Linked DNA regions of Homo sapiens: region 2 is linked to region 1. A link is a loop called in an ENCODE intact Hi-C map of the cell type or tissue named here. Cell type or tissue: thyroid gland. All regions are shown on one strand. Each heading gives the region's core, and the rest is flanking DNA. Links, peaks and the distances in the headings are about the cores only.

What was found. Peaks named below come from ENCODE experiments on the same cell type or tissue, not always from the same donor. Only the 100,000 strongest peaks of a DNase experiment are listed, where the experiment ranks them.
Region 2: it touches region 1 in a loop (5-fold over the local background); 100 of 110 quality-filtered maps call a loop at or near these places.

The regions. Positions count from the first base shown.
Region 1 is chr7:86,937,714-86,940,528 of GRCh38, forward strand. ELAPOR2 (endosome-lysosome associated apoptosis and autophagy regulator family member 2) reads right to left here. Exons shown (of 22, transcript NM_001142749.3): 6 at 2,297-2,402; 7 at 1,095-1,247; 8 at 413-501. Among named protein-coding and RNA genes, the nearest start is that of ELAPOR2, 120 kb to the right of the region's middle. In thyroid gland, for the core only: a CTCF peak has its summit at 1,672; a DNase peak (open chromatin) is centred at 1,708.
Region 2 is chr7:87,235,478-87,238,292 of GRCh38, forward strand. No RefSeq gene overlaps it. Among named protein-coding and RNA genes, the nearest start is that of TMEM243, 17 kb to the left of the region's middle. In thyroid gland, for the core only: a CTCF peak has its summit at 1,584 (motif pointing left); a DNase peak (open chromatin) is centred at 1,544; H3K27ac peaks cover 282 bases.

The DNA.
Region 1 (2,815 bases), core at 282-2,781:
ACACATTTTAAGGCTGTGCTCTCTCTCATGTTATTACTTCTGGAAAAAATGTAACTGTTAAAAGTAGCAGTAATTTATTGAGCACTATGTGACAGGCACTGGGCTAGGAACTTTACATTAAATATCTTGAATGTTCTTATAGCAGCTTTATAAAGTAGGTGCCAATATCATCCATATTATACAAATAAAAAAATTGAGGCCTAGAGACATCAAATAAGTTGCCCACAGGACTTAATGGTATATGTGAAATTCAAAGCCAGGAAGGCAGACTTCAAACCCTAAACTCTAAAATTTCCTCTTTACACTTACATACGTGTGTCATAAATATCTCTCACGAACAAATTAGAGTCTGCTCAAATTGGAAAGAAGGTTGCAAAAATATGGGATGGAGTTGATGCAACACTGCTGGTACCTTTCCTTCTTCATCACATGGAGTATGGATCTGGAAATAGTCTTTTGTGGTACAGGGAGGGCGCTCTGTACACTCACTGGATCCTTCCTCTGCAACATAAAAAAAGCGTTTCAGAAATGGGTCAATTATTTTGCAACTCTAAGAAAAGGCAAAAAAGCAAAACAGAAAAAGCAACTAAAAAGTACAAATAAACTTACCAGGGCAATTTAGGTAGAACTACCTAGGTCTAAAGAAAATAAATGCCTACATTTTTATTTTCCCTAGAGCAATAAGTGTTTCTATGATACACATGGAGTAGTATATCACAGTTTTTCCCAGAAGATATTAGATTTCTTCCATCATCACTATACATTGGAAATTTGGAACAAATTAAAAGTTTCTATATACGTCTCTACACCAACAAATCATGTAAAAGTATAAACATTTTTAGATTAGTATAAACATATCCATAGCAGCTACCTGTGGGGTGTGGAATAGAAAAACAAATCACAGACCTATACTGGGGAAAGTCATGCAGAAACGGATAAGATGTCATATTTTATCCATTCAACATCAATTCACTCCAGCACTTTGGTTTCAGGCACCACTGCTGTCATACTTTATGGGTGACTTCTGGTTTATAAATGTACACTTGACCAACATACATTTAGAAAGAAAAAAGCAGAGTATAAACTAGTTCTACCTGAAAATTGAGAGTCGTCTTTACACCTTATACATTCTTTGGCTCCTTTCTCAGAATAGGTGTTTCTGGGACACACCTGGCAGTTGAATGAACCTGGTTTGTTGCTGAATGTGCCTGGCTTGCAAGGAAAACATTCTGATGTGTACGCCACCCCTGTGCAGTAATGAAAAACAGAGCATGGGAGGGGGACCCAATACCAATAAGCAAATCAGCACCTACTTCTGCTTCTACCCAGAAGTGAGGGAGATATATGAACAGTAAGGTCAGCCCAAATCTTTTATCTTATTCATCCAGCACTAAGAAAGCATTTATTGTGTACAAGGAACTGCACAATCAAGTCAGCAAACAAATAAGAGATGAAGATTTCATAGAGGTATAATACTTGTATTAACTGAGCAGTCAAAAGACAACTCCACTAACTCAAAAATGAGATAAACCCTAAGGTTCCCTCCAATTCTATAGGGCTATAATTATCTGATCCTTATGGTAACCTGTTCCCTTTTTTTTCCACTGCTTATTAAGTCACAGGTAAGACCTAGGAATGGCTTGACTTCTCCTCTGGTTTGTAATTCCAGTCTTTGCCAGCAGATGTCCTAGTGACTAATGAGTTAACACATTGTTCACAGGAACAAGCCCACAATGAACATATTAAAACGTAAGCCAAAGTTTAATAAAGGAGAATCACTGCTTTAATGAAAAATACTCCTAATTGAGAATGAACCATGCCAGGGTTCACCGACTGCTCTCCTGGGCCAGAAATTACCCGGTTGGCTCAGAGAAGCATAAAAGGTTTAGGAAAGAGTCAGGTCAAGATGTTTATTGTTATTTTTATGGATATAGCAGTGACTAGGTCATCAGTTCCCTGGTAAGCCCAATGTCTGGCACAACAGACATTTCTTGGAGGAATAATGGGGTCTTATTAACACAGAGACATTTTGTTTTTGTTTACAGACATCTAAAATTGTCATCATGTTTACTTTTTTTGCAATGATTAAATAATTTAGTTCAAGGGTACAAGAAAAAAAGAAAACAACTGTCGATTTCTTGGGAGTAAAACCAGGGTCTCCAGACCTATATGATTCCCTAACATATTAATTTCTGTTCTATAAATCTTTGAGCCAGCCAAACCAAAACTTTAATAAATATTTTAACTAACTGTAAGATGTGACTGGTGACTACTAAAACAGAATGCCATGAAATACCTTCAATTGTGATATTTTTTACCAGCACAGGCTTGACCGCCTTAGAACCCATAAGGATGCCTGTAGTTCTCCAGTAGAGTATGTTTGTGCCTGATTTCAGCATTACCTATAAAGAGAAACATAAAGGCACTTAGGGCAGATAAGCCATGCCATTTCCAAAAGCTACTCCCTTACATACTTTTTCAATCCATATAATAAAACACCATTAATTTAAAACCCACAGATTTAAGTCCACTGTTAATTCTGACCTAACCTCCGCTGAAGTTTACACTTTCTTAAAAGAAAAAAAATGGAGTTTGCTAATCCACAAAATACATTAAACAGAAAAGAAGAAGAAATCTTCAAGTCTAAACAAACACAAAAAATGATTCTCAAACCATCTGCATGAAGTCTTAGTTTATATTTAAAAGGAATCCATTTTAGAGGGTGAAAGTCCCTCAGCCCACTTGTATATTTATAAGTTGCCACTATTTATAAGATCTTTGAGTTCTGAAAACAAAAGGCAACAGAATGAGTTTG
Region 2 (2,815 bases), core at 81-2,580, 300 kb after region 1:
TAAAACAATAATGAAGTTTGCCACATCAATTGACTTTCCCTTTTACAAAAGATTTCTCTGAAGCATGTGATGCTATCTGATAGCATTTTACCAATAGTAGAATGTCTTTCAAAACTGGAGTCAAACCTCTCAAACTCTGCCAATGCTTTATCAACTAAGTTTATGTAATATTTTAAATCCTTTGTTGTCATTTCAACAATGTTTATAGCATCTTCACCAGAAGTAGATTCTATCTCAAGAAACCACTTTGCTCATCCATAAGAAGCAACTCCCATTTATTGATCATGATATTGCATTAATTCAGTCACATCTTCCGATCCCCTTCTAGTTCTAGTTCTCTTGCTATTTCTACCATATCCGCAGTTATTTCCCCCACTGAAGTCTTGAACCCCTCCAAATCATTCATGAAGGTTGGAATCCACTTCTTCCAAACTCCTGTTAACGTTGATTTTTGGACCTCCTCCCAATGAATCACAAATATTCTTAATGGCATTTAAAATGATAAATCCATGCTGTCTTTCTGTGTGAGAAAAAATAATAAAATAGAATAAAATGATGAGTCCTTTCCAGCAGGGTTTTCATTGACTTTGCCCAGATCCACCAGAGGGATCACTATTTATGGCAGCTGTAGCCTTATAAAATGTATTTCTTAAATAATAATACTTGAAAGTCAAAAATATCCCTTAATCCATGGGCTGCAGAATGGATGTTGTGTTAGCAGCATCCATCCTGCAGCCCATGGATTGAGGTGTATTTTAATGAAAATAACATTCATCTCCTTGTATATCTCACCAGAAGTCTGTTTGACCAGGTTCATTGTCAATGAACATTAATATTTGGACAGGAGTCTCTTTTTCTAAGCTGTAGATCTCAACAGTGGGCTTAAAATATTCAGGAAACGATGCTGTAAACAGATTTACTGTCACTCTGGCTTTGTTGTTCCATTTATAGAGCAAAGGTAAAGTAGATTTTGCATAATTCTTAAGGGCCCTGGGGTTTTCAGAATGGTAAATGAGCATCAAAGTGAACTTATTATAAAATCACCAGTTGCATTAAAAAGGGAGTCAGCCTGTCCTTTACAGACTGAAGCTGCTGGCAGCAGGAGTCTGGGGCCTGACCCTAGGGTTTTGCCATTAATGTGATTACACAGTAATGCCTATCTCTTCCTGTCAACAGGCTTTCCAGTCCTGTGTCTTTCCCCCACTTATATCTCTTGCTTATTCATAGCTTCTATTTTCCCATAACCTCAACTTATTGAAACCTTTAGCTTATAAATGACCCATTATTACCATTCTAGCCTCTCCTTATCTCAAGGACTTTTACCTTTTGCCTACTCTGTCAACCACATAAAATCTTTCTGCATGTTCGATTTCAGATTCATGACACAGAGACTCTGATGGACCCTGACAGCCTCTTTATCAAAAAAGTTTTTTTGCATCAGGCGTTTTGATAGGTGATTGGTCAAGATAGAGACTGGCTACCCTGGTTGGACTGTGCCCTGCAAGGGTCAACATTCCTGCCCTTCCCAGTGGAGATCCCTTGGTATATTATGTGTCTGGCTAGAATTGTGGTGCCCTCTCGTGGACATTTTCAGTATTACAAGAGCCATAATTTTCTTCCAGGATTGTTTTCAAACTATGGGTACGTTAACTTAGGATGATGAAATCAACGAGCAGTTGACAACAATACATTTGGTCCAGAATTGTAATAATGAAATGGAAAGATATAAGAGTGCATCTCATTTATTAAGATTGAGTATTATTTTGGCCGGGCGCGGTGGCTCACGCCTGTAATCCCAGCACTTTGGGATGCCGAAGCGGGCCGATCACGAAGTCGAGAGATCGAGACTATCTTGGCTAACACGGTGAAACCCCGTCTTTACTAAAAATACAAAAAAAAAAAAATTAGCCGGGCGTGGTGGCGGGCGCCTGCAGTCCTGCTACTCGGGAGGCTGAGGCAGGAGAATGGCGTGAACCCCAGAGGCGGAGCTTGCAGTGAGCCGAGATCACGCCACCGCACTCCAGCCTGGGCAACAGAGCGAGACTCCGTCTCAAAACAAAACAAAAAACAAAAAACAAAGATTGAGTATTGTTTCATGAAATTTTGTTTTAGATGTATGTGTGTGTGTGTGTGTGCGCGAGTGCGTGCATATAAATGTATTTGGTGCAAAAGCAATTGCAGTTTAAAAAATGTCAAAAACCACAGTTGCTTTTGGACCAACCTAAATATGTGATATTCAAATATCATAACATAGGCATAACATAACATAGGCATATGTTATGCCTAATCTAATCTAATGTGGGTCAAATAACATAGGCATAGACACCCATTGTAAACAACTAACACAGCTATATTAGAGGGAACTAGCTATTCAGCCTTTAAAGGATGGCCAAGATTGAGATGTAAAATGTTTATTTTTTAATATAGGTCATGTCAAAAGAATTTGAAAGATACTGTTCTAGAATACAACTCAATATAGCTATATATCATACATTTTAATAATTACATAGTATTTGTATAATTTACTATAATTTAGGTAACCCAGTGGTTCTCTCTCCTTGTATAACACATTCCTACCAGTAAGAGAGGCTCTAGGTAATTTGGAAACACTCTCATGACACTTCTGTCTCCCATCTGACACCCACATTCTCTCTTTCTCTCTCTCACTCACACACACACACAAGTTGAGCATTACTAATTTTAACAATTTTCCTATCATTGGCTATTTAGATTAGAGAGTTTGGAGAGGGAATAGAATGAATGGTTAAGAATGTAGGCTCTAATGAACTCTTCCATTTACTGGGTGTGTGACCAG